2 separate regions of the Homo sapiens genome follow, and region 1 is linked to region 2. A link is a contact called in ENCODE Hi-C or POLR2A ChIA-PET data. All regions are on one chromosome and are shown on one strand. Each heading gives the region's core, a stretch centred on a gene start or an enhancer-like site at or near the end of the contact. The rest is flanking DNA. Distances are from core to core; before and after follow the strand shown.

What was found. Hi-C counts contacts between places; a loop is a spot of excess contacts on that map. ChIA-PET counts read pairs that join two places held with the same protein, here RNA polymerase II (POLR2A). Pooled maps may share reads with other maps.
Region 1: a loop to region 2 is called in a pooled map, with 2.5 times the contacts of the local background. The contact joins the enhancer-like site here to the promoter of NUP85 in region 2. A Hi-C loop is called at or near these places in 1 of 50 pooled maps. POLR2A ChIA-PET finds 5 or more read pairs at or near these places in 2 of 52 experiments (Caco-2 and H1).

The regions. Positions count from the first base shown.
Region 1 is chr17:75,484,079-75,488,688 of GRCh38, reverse strand. TMEM94 (transmembrane protein 94) reads right to left here. Exons shown (of 32, transcript NM_014738.6): 3 at 3,142-3,261; 4 at 2,691-2,818; 5 at 2,263-2,399; 6 at 555-757. Among named protein-coding and RNA genes, the nearest start is that of MIR6785, 12 kb to the left of the region's middle. RefSeq lists an enhancer at 573-622. Within about 2 kb of position 1,273, at least 18 of the 41 ENCODE cell types and tissues checked have a DNase peak (open chromatin) inside an H3K27ac peak, as active enhancers do.
Region 2 is chr17:75,202,830-75,207,673 of GRCh38, reverse strand. NUP85 (nucleoporin 85) reads right to left here and starts at 1,995. Exons shown (of 19, transcript NM_024844.5): 1 at 1,880-1,995. The coding sequence starts at 1,912. RefSeq lists enhancers at 1,984-2,163, 1,322-2,255, 2,256-3,190.

The DNA.
Region 1 (4,610 bases), core at 24-2,523, 280 kb before region 2:
CTAAGTACAGACATTCGCTGGGGTTAGGAGCCATCAGTTAGCCCAGAGTCCACTGGGACAGGGCCTGTGGGACTAGACTTTTAGCGAGAATAAAGAACAGCACAGGGGGCCAGGCGTGGTGGCTCACACCTGTAATTCCAGCACTTTGGGAGGCCAAGGCAGGTGGATCACCTGAGGTCAGGAGTTCGAAACCAGCCTGGCCAACATGCCGAAACCCCATCTCTACCAAAAAATAAAAAATAAGCCAGTTGAGGTGTGGTGGCATGTGCCTGTAATCCCAGCTACTGGGGAGGCTGAGGTGGGAGAATCGCTTGAACCCAGGAGGCAGAGGCTTCAGTGAGTTGAGATCGTGCCACTGCACTCCAGCCTGGGCGACAGGGTGAGACCCTGTTTCAAAAAAAAGAACAGCAGGGTGGAGGAAGATGTTCCAGAGCCTCTGCCAAAAAGCCAGTAAGCTGGCCGGGAAGCTTCCGGATGAAGTCTGGGGACCCTCCCATCGTTGCCTGTGGATGTTCCCACCGCATTTCCAAGGGAGAAGGAAAGCCTCAAGCTACCTTGATCCCCCTCAGAGAAGCAAACGATTCCTGGCCAGGCCTCAAAGCTATGATGTCTCCTTCAACCAGCAGGCTGACTGGCAGGTTGACCAGGTGTCCGTCTCTGTAGGCCCAGTGCAAGGACCAGGATGGCGCAAAAGGCATGTGGAGGTCTGGATACATGGCACTGGGCCACTGGATCTCCCTGCCATCCCTGAGGGCATCTGAGGGGAATGGAAAGAGGGAAACAACCCTCTCAGCCACGGCCCTGCCCCCCAGTCAGATACAGCAGCACTTCCGGAAGCACTGTCTGCCCACTTCCTCTCCCAGGAGGTCTGCGTCAAACCCCTCCACTCGTTCCAACACTTCCCTGCTTTCAAGGATGCCTCCCTTATAAAGCCCTACCCGGCCACTCCAGCCCCAGAGCCTCTACCTCCTCTCAACACCTGGAGCTCTCGTTCTTTGTACCCCCATCCCATTCAGATACACTTCACAAACATTGCAGAGGGCCTGTGAGGGGTGCAAGGTGGAGACAACAACATAGCTCCTCAAGGAGCCACAACCCAGTGGGGCAGATGAGACATGTGGACAGATAACGCCAAACAAGGCAAACACGGCTAAGCATTAACAAAGATCCCTGTGCTGCAGGAGTCCAGAAGAGGGAGCAAACCGATTTGCTGGGGCGATCAGAGGTGGCTTCCTGAAAGAGGAAGCACTGGGGATGGGCCTGGAAGAATGGTTTTGTCAGCTGGAGATGAGTGAGGGAGAAGCTCACCAGCAGAGAACAGTGGAGAGAGGCACAGAGGCAGAGGCTGATACACAGTGGGCCTAGGACTGGTGAGTAGTTTCAGCATCAGAATGAGGAGGAAGAGAAGAGGCTGGAGAGGAAGGTGAGCCTGTGTTGGAGGCTCTGGGAGGCCACTCGTGCCTCTGGGATGGCTTCCATAAGCAAAAGGGAGCCACTGATGCTCCTGGGCAGGAGACTAAGCTCCGGAAAGCAGGGCCCATCTTTTGCCATCACCATTGCACTCCCAGTGCCTGGCACATGGTGGCAATTAACCATCTCAGAACGAAAGGACAAACTCACTTAGCATCTAAACGTCCACTGCCCAGGTCTGTTGGAGAAAGGTCTCATGAGTGGGTGCTGCTTCTCCCACAGCACCACATGCCCCTGGACAGCAGGAGCCACCGTCCCTCAAAAGAGCCTCAACAACCCTCAATCCGCAGCCAAGCTTCATAAACACCGCCTGAATGAAAGGCCAAGCAGAAATCCAAGCCACTCCCCTCCCTTTTGGAGCTGGGCTGCTCCATCTCAGGCTCCCGGCCCCTACCCCACCCCAATTCCTGCAGGTATGTCTGCCCACCTTCCCATGTCTCCCAGCACAGTACACCAGACAAGATGGACTTGAACGAGAAAACTTCAATCATCCTCCTGCCATGTGAGAGGACTTCCCTGTTGGTTTCCCAACGTGAGCCAGCCTGCAAGCCCACCTGCCACTGTTGGCCTTCCTGCCTGCCCAGCCCTCTGCCTGGGCACCCACCACCATCCCACAGCTCTCACTGCCCTGCTCAAAAGAGAGTGGGCATCCTTCTAACTCCCCAGATGACAAGAGCCCCTGCAATGCTGGCCACAGGCAACCCGTCTGTGCTGGGGTGCAGGAGGGGAGCCCTCAGGGCTCTGATATGTCCGGTCATCTTTTCCCACCAATATGCCTGCCCTTGACCTCACCTTGGATTTGGTCAATGATCCCTCGCAGCCTCCGCTCTACCTCCCGACGCTTCAGCCGGTCTTGCCGCCCGATGAGCACAAGGTTGAGAAGCAGTAACAGGAACAAGGCCGAGGCATTCACCAGCCCCACCCCACGGCTGGTGGGAGGAAAGAGAGGCCGCACCCACAGGGAGTGAGGGCTCGCCCACCCAGCAGCCCCCAGGCCACAGCTCCCCTTCCCACCCCAGTCCCTTGTGGAAAGACTGTCCCGTTCTGGTGCCCTGACACCAGCTAGGCCTCTGACCCCATTCAAGGGACTGAGGAGGTTCCCTTACATCCCAGGAGCAGCTTGGGGGTGACAGCCCCCAAGAGCCCTGGTCTGTCCCAGGTGCCGCGGCAGGATGGACAGCACAGCTGGAGAGGTTGGGGAGCAGCCCCTGGGCGCACACCTCCCGGCTGGCTGTCCCCCGCAGCAGCCCAGCAGCAGCAGCACGGCCAGTAGCATGAGTGAGGCCCCCGGCCAGTGGAAGCAGGAGCAGCGGTTACTGTGGTGGAGGAAGCTGCTTCTCCACACCTCCTGGGAAGTTCGGACAGGGAGGGGACAATGAGAGGCCTGTCCCACTCCAATCTGGCTGCCTCCCCCGGCACCCTTCCCAGCCCCCATGGCCGCCTTGGTCCCCTCTCTTTGACCTCGGCTGGGCTCCAGCCTGTTGGGCTCCTGCAGCAAGCAGGCTCAGGAGCCACTCTGAGGGGAACCTTGGCTTCTTTCTGATATTTCATGAGGCCTCAGTTGGGTCACACTGTCCAGGGTGACAGGGTACATCAGAGTCCTGAGAAGGGGCCTCCCACACTTCCCTGCCATCCCAGCCAGGCCCTGGTAGCCCCGAGAAGAAGCTTCACCTTCCACGTCAGACACTTCTTCCGCTCCCTGAGATGTCCTTCCAGCACTGCCTCCAGCTGCTCCTTCAGGACGCTGAGGGCCTTCCGCGTGGACAGGCCCAGGGCTGAGGGAGGCTCGCCCTGCAGGCAAGCAGGAGGCGCTGGGCGTCACTGCCAGGCCAAGGCTATGCAAGGCACGCGGGCCCCAACCCTCCCCTTCCCTGGCCCTTCATCCTTCCCCTCCTCTGGGATCCTCACATCTCTTCCCCTACCAGCTCTGGCCTCTCAAGGTGTGACCATGTCCATCTCCACCAAATTACAAACTGTTCAAGTGCACAGCCTCCTACCCTACTCTTTACAGCCAAATTAAAAAACAAAACAACTTTTTCTTTTATTCCATGTTCCCCAACTCACTTTCCCCACTGCCCCTGGCGAGCTCCCTGCCCACCCAGGCTGTGCTCACCACTGATCTCCCAATTTATTGCAAGGGGGCCAGTCTTTGATTGCATGGACAATTTTTTTTTTTTTTTTTAGATAGAGTCTTGCTTAGTCTCCTAGGCTGGAGTGCAGTGGCACGATCTCGGCTCACTGCAACCTCTGCCTCCCGGGTTCTGGTGATTCTCCCGCCTCAGCCTCCCGAGTAGCTGGGATTACAGGCACACACCACCATGTCGGGCTAATTTTTTGTACTTTTAGTGGAGACGAGGTTTCATCATGTTGGCCAGGCTGGTCTTGAACTCCTGACCTCAAGTGATCTGCCCGCCTTGGCCTCCCAAAGTGCTGGGATGACTGGCGTGAGCCACTGTGCCTGGCCTAAAATATATCTTTTTTTAAATGGAGAGAGGGAAACTAACATAGAGATGCTATCTTTTGGCCAGGCGTGGTGGCTCACACCTGTAATCCCAGCACTTTGGGAGGTGGAGGCAGGTGGATCACTCGAACCTAAGAGTTAAAGACTAGTCTGGGCAACATAGAGGAACCCCATCTGTACAAAAAATCAGAAAGAAAAAATTAGCTGGGCATAGTGGCATGCACCCAGCTACTCAGGAGGCTGAGGCAGGAGGATTGCTTGGGCTCAGGAGGTCAAGGTCGTAGTGAGCTGTGATTGTGCCACTGCACTCCAGCCTAAATGACAAAATGAGACCCTGTCTCAAAAAAACAACAACAAAAAAGAGATGCTAGCATTTCACTGTTCCTAGGAAAGACATGAAGGAAAAAAACCTTCCAGCTCTGTCAGGGAGGGAGGGAGGTTGGGAGGGAGGGAGGGAGGGACGGAAGAAAGGGGCAGGGAGGGAAAAAACCCACCATCTTCTATAACTACCATTTCATGAAAGAGAGGATATTGTAACACTGAAACATTAGGAAGGACATAACAGAAAAAAAGGCAGCTATTCCCAGGGCAGGACTGTGCAGAGGCACACTCCCATCTCACCAAGGATGAATGGGACAAGGTGTGGACAGTGTAGGCCCCGACGACGCAGGGACCAACC
Region 2 (4,844 bases), core at 746-3,245:
ACCCCATCTCTACCAAAAATACAAAAATTAGCTGGGTGTGGTGGCACGCACCTGTAATCTCAGCTACTCAGGAGACTGAGGCAGAAGAATCGCTTGAACCCAGGAGCCAGAGGTTGCAGTGAGCTGAGATCACGCCACTGCACTCCACTCTGGGTGACAGAGTGAGAATCCGTCTCAAAAAAAGAATGAGGCCAGGCGCAGTGGCTCACACTTGTAATCCCAGCACTTTGGGAGACTGAGGCCGGCAGATCACCTGAGGTCAGGAGTTCCAGACCAGCCTGACCAACATGGAGAAACCTCGTCTCTACTAAAAAAATACAAAATTAGCCGGGCATGGTGGCACATGCCTGCAATCCCAGCTACTCAGGAGGCTGAGGCAGGAGAATTGCTTGAACCTGGGAGGCGGAGGTTGCAGAGAGCCGAGACCGCACCACTGCACTCTAGCCTGGGCGACAAGAGGGAAACTCCGCCTCAAGAGAAAAAAAAAAGAAGGCCACATATCTCCCCAGAGAGCTTCCCTCACAAATTGCTCACAAGGAAATTCCTTGTGAGCCTCTAAAATTTTCAGGATACACATCGCCCCTATAAACTAGTCCTAAAATCAAGATCTGTTGATTCTGACAATGTCAACTACCAGCTTATCTTCACAAGTAAAAGACCAGAAATCGGCCGGGTGCGGTGGCTCACGCCTGTAATCCCAGCACTTTGGGAGGCCGAGGTGGGCGGATCACGAGGTCAGGAGATTGAGACCATCCTGGCCAACACGGTGAAACCCCGTCTCTACTAAAAATACAAAAAAGTACAAAAAATTAGCCGGGCGTGGTGGCGGGCACCTGTAGTCCCAGCTACTCAGGAGGCTGAGGCAGGAGAATGGTGTGAACCCGGGAGGCGGAGGTTACAGTGAGCCGAGACCGCGCCACTGCACTCCAGCCTGGGAGACAGAGCGAGACTCCGTCTAAAAAATAACAGTAATAATAACCATAATCCCTCTACCTACCCTGAGATGAATGCATACATAAAATTTTCCTCTGCTCCCTCTTTTCACAGGTAAAATGCAGATTTACTGAGGCTAATCACCGACTCACAAGAATGTAATCATTTGCCTCCTCACTGCCTAACCTCCCTTTTTTGCCCCTCCTGCTAGCTCCTTCCTCTTTAACTAGTGATGTTCCCAAAACCATCTTTGGAAAAAGCACAGGTCTCAGATCCTCCTGTGACCTGTGCTTTTTCCCGGTTGGATCCTCAACCTTAGCTAATTAAACCTTTATCGGTTGAGACCTGCCTCAGTCACTTCTGGTTAACAAGAGGGAAAACAAGAGCAATCCAACTAGCAGAAACGGTAGGTATCTCGTACATAAAGCGCGTGAATTTTTTTTATACACATCACAGATCATCCACAGTTGACATACTGTCTTCAAAGTTCAAATGGAATTGAATGCACAGCGATAAAACAGGAATAGTCTCCTGAGATAATACGTTGAATAAACCTTAGGCCACACAGGCAGAAGCTCAATGTGCCGCGATGCAGAGCTTAATACGGCTGGAATAAAAATATAAATTCCTCTGCTTGGGCTGAACCCACTCTAATGCCCAAGAGGAAAAGCAAGGGAAGTAAAAAGGCCAGGAACACAAAGGAAGGAAAGGGACGGAGTGGGACCTTCGAGGCCGGGGTTTGTGACTGGTGGCAGAAACCCCGCGACCACTGCGACCCTAGGGCGGGCACCTCGTTAACACTGCGACCTCCGGAAAAGTGGCAACTGAGTCGAGGGAAGGGGACGAGCGCCTCGCGACCACTAGGGAAGCAGACAAGCCTGAAGTAACTAAGCAGACGCAGTTCTCAACCCGCAAGGACGAGCAAGCCTGTTCGGGGTACCCTTACAGTGACTGTTGGCTCGCCATCGAGCTCCTCCATAGCGCCGAACCCCAGGCTCCTAGAAGTCGCTCGGACGCCAATGCTTCCCGCTCAGGCCTCCCGCTCAGAGCTGGCTGCGAGACAAGACTCCGCCTGGGCGTCTCCTGCAGCGCCTGCAAGCCCAAACCCTCAGTGCTGCGGCGCTGTCTCCTCTCAGCCACGGCCACCCCTCTGCGGTCCTCTGCACGCGTCCTTCCTTCCTGGCGTCGACAGCAAATCAGGGAAAACAGCGCCGAGGACTGACTGCACTCAGAGTACCGCGCTAACAGGATCAGGCGGCGCCGGGGACACCCTGGTGCCGAGCGGAGAAAAGGCCCCCGGAGACGGCGGGAGGGGCAGGAGGACCCCGGGGCTGGAGACGGTGCGAATGCGCGTGCGTAGGCTGGGGCGGCGGCACTTGGGTGGGAACTCGTGCGGGATTTAGGTCCCAGTAAGCGTACAACGTCTCCCAACTCTGGGAGTCCTCGCTACATCCCGGTCTCCACCTTAGTGTCGTCGCAGCCACTTGTCCAAACCCCGACAGTCAAACGGGCTTGTGCTGGAAAGCAATCGCCTCCACTTCCACACTAGAACACACACAAGAGGCACGGGAACAAAATCGATACCCCTGAAGGCCCGGCGCTGTGGCTCAAGCCTCTAATCCCAACACTTTGGCAGCCCAAGGTGGGTGGATCACTGGAGTTCAGGAGTTCAAGACCAGTCTGGCCAATATGATGAAACCTCGTCTCTACTAAAAATATAAAAAATTAGACGGGCGTGGTGGCGGACACCTGTAATTCCAGCTACTCGGAAGGCTGAGGCAAGAGAATTGTTCCAACCCGGGAGGTGGAGGTTGCATTGAGCCAAGATCGCACCACTGCACTCCAGCCTGGGAGACAGAGCGAGACTCCGTCTCAAAAAAAAAAAAAAAAATTAGCTGTGCTTGGTAGCGCGCGCCTGTAATCCCAGCACTCCGGGACGCCGAGGTGGTTGGATCACCTGAGGTCAGGAGTTCAAGACCAGCCTGGACAACATGGCGAAACCCCGTCTCTACTGAAAATACAAAAATTAGCCGGGAGTGGTGGCGGACACCTGTAATCCCAGCTACTCGTAAGGCTGAGGCAGGAGAATTGTTCCAACCCGGGAGGCGGAGGTTGCAGTGAGCCAAGATCGCGCCACTGCACTCCATCCTGGGCGACAGACGGAGACTCCGTCTCAAAAAAAAAAAAATTATTTTGCTGAGTCTCAAAAAAAAATTATTTTGCTCTTTTTCTCTTAATAAGTTTCCGTTATACCTCAAGTTGGAGTTATCGCCTGTGTAATTGAAAACTTTTCCAGAGTTAAATACAGTTTGAGAGTTAACCACTCTAGAGAGAGGAAGGGGAAAAGAGAGGGGAAGGAGCCACACTCTTTTAGAGAGAGGGGAGGAGAGGAAAGAGAAAAATAAGTTGTAAGATAATTGTTTCATTTTTCCAACCGTTTTCCATTAGGATTAACTGAAAAAGAAGGATACATAAACTACTTCATCAAAACCTTATTCTTAGAAATCTATAGAAAGGTTGAGGAAGGAAAAGGTCCATATATAGTATGCGTAATCAGTATATAGAACAAGGATAGGCCGGGCGCGGTGGCTCACGCCTGTAATCTCAGCGCTTTGGGAGGCCGAGGCGGGTGGATCACCAGGTCAGGAGAGAGAGACCATCCTGGCTAACACGGTGAAACCCCATCTCTACTAAAAATACAAAAAAAAAAAAAAAAAAAAAAAAAAATCAGCCGGGCGTGGTGGCGGGTGCCTGTAGTCCCAGCTCCTCGGGAGGCTGAGACAGGAGAATGGCGTGAACCGGGGAGGCGGAGCTTGCAGTGAACCGAGATTGCACCGCTGCACTCCAGCCTGGGCGACAGAGCGAGACTCCGTCTCAAAAAAAAAAAAGAACAAGGATAGCACTATTAGCTGTAGTTTTCCTTTTTCGCCCTTGTATTACTAAGCCTATTTGAATGATTGGGTAAAATGGTTGGTATATAGCAGTATTAGACCAAAGAATATTGCCAATACTTTTTCCTCAATGTTATCTAGCTCTTGGTCAGGCAATTTAACTACTTTTATTATCTTAAATGGCATTTTGTCAGCCTTAAAATAAAAATAATCAAGGAAATATAGCACTAAGATCTAACAAGCTCTCTCTCTCTTTTTTTTTTCTTTGTCTTTTTTTTTTTTTTTTTTTTTTTGTCTTTTTGAGACAGAGTCTTGCTCTGTCGCCAGGCTGGAGTGGAGTGGCACGATCTCGGCTTACTGCAACCTCCGTCTCCCGGGTTCAAGCGATTCTGCTGCCTAAGCCTCCCGAGCAGCTGGGACTACAGGCACACGCCACTACGCCGGGCTAATTTTTTATTTTTTAGTAGAGACGGGGTTTCGCCATATTGGTCAGGCTGGACTCGAACGCCTGACCTCAGGTGATCCACCCGCCTCAGACTCCCAAAGTGCTAGGGTTACAGGCATGAGCCACCGCACCCAGCCTGGTAAAGTCTTAAGTGGATACATTTCATGCAGCCTAATAAAACTAATGCTCCTGAACCGGGCACAGTGTACATTATTTAACAAAATCTCTGGCCTCAGCCTGGGCAACAGGGCAAGAGCAAGATGCTGTCTCAAAAAATAAAAAATAAAAAAAGGCCGGGCGCGGTGGCTCACGCCTATAATCCCAACACTTCGGGAGGCCGAGGCGGGCGGATTACCTGAGCTCAGGAGTTCAAGACCAGCCTGGGCAACAAGATGAAACCCCGTCTCCACTAAAATACAAAAAATTATTTGGTCATGGCGGTTGTGCGCCTGTAGTCCCAGCTACTGAGGCTGAGGCAGGAGAATCGTTTGAACCCTGGAGGCGGAGGTTGCAGTGAGCCAAGATCATACCACTGCACTCCAGCCCGGACGACAGTGTAAGACTCCCTCTCAAAA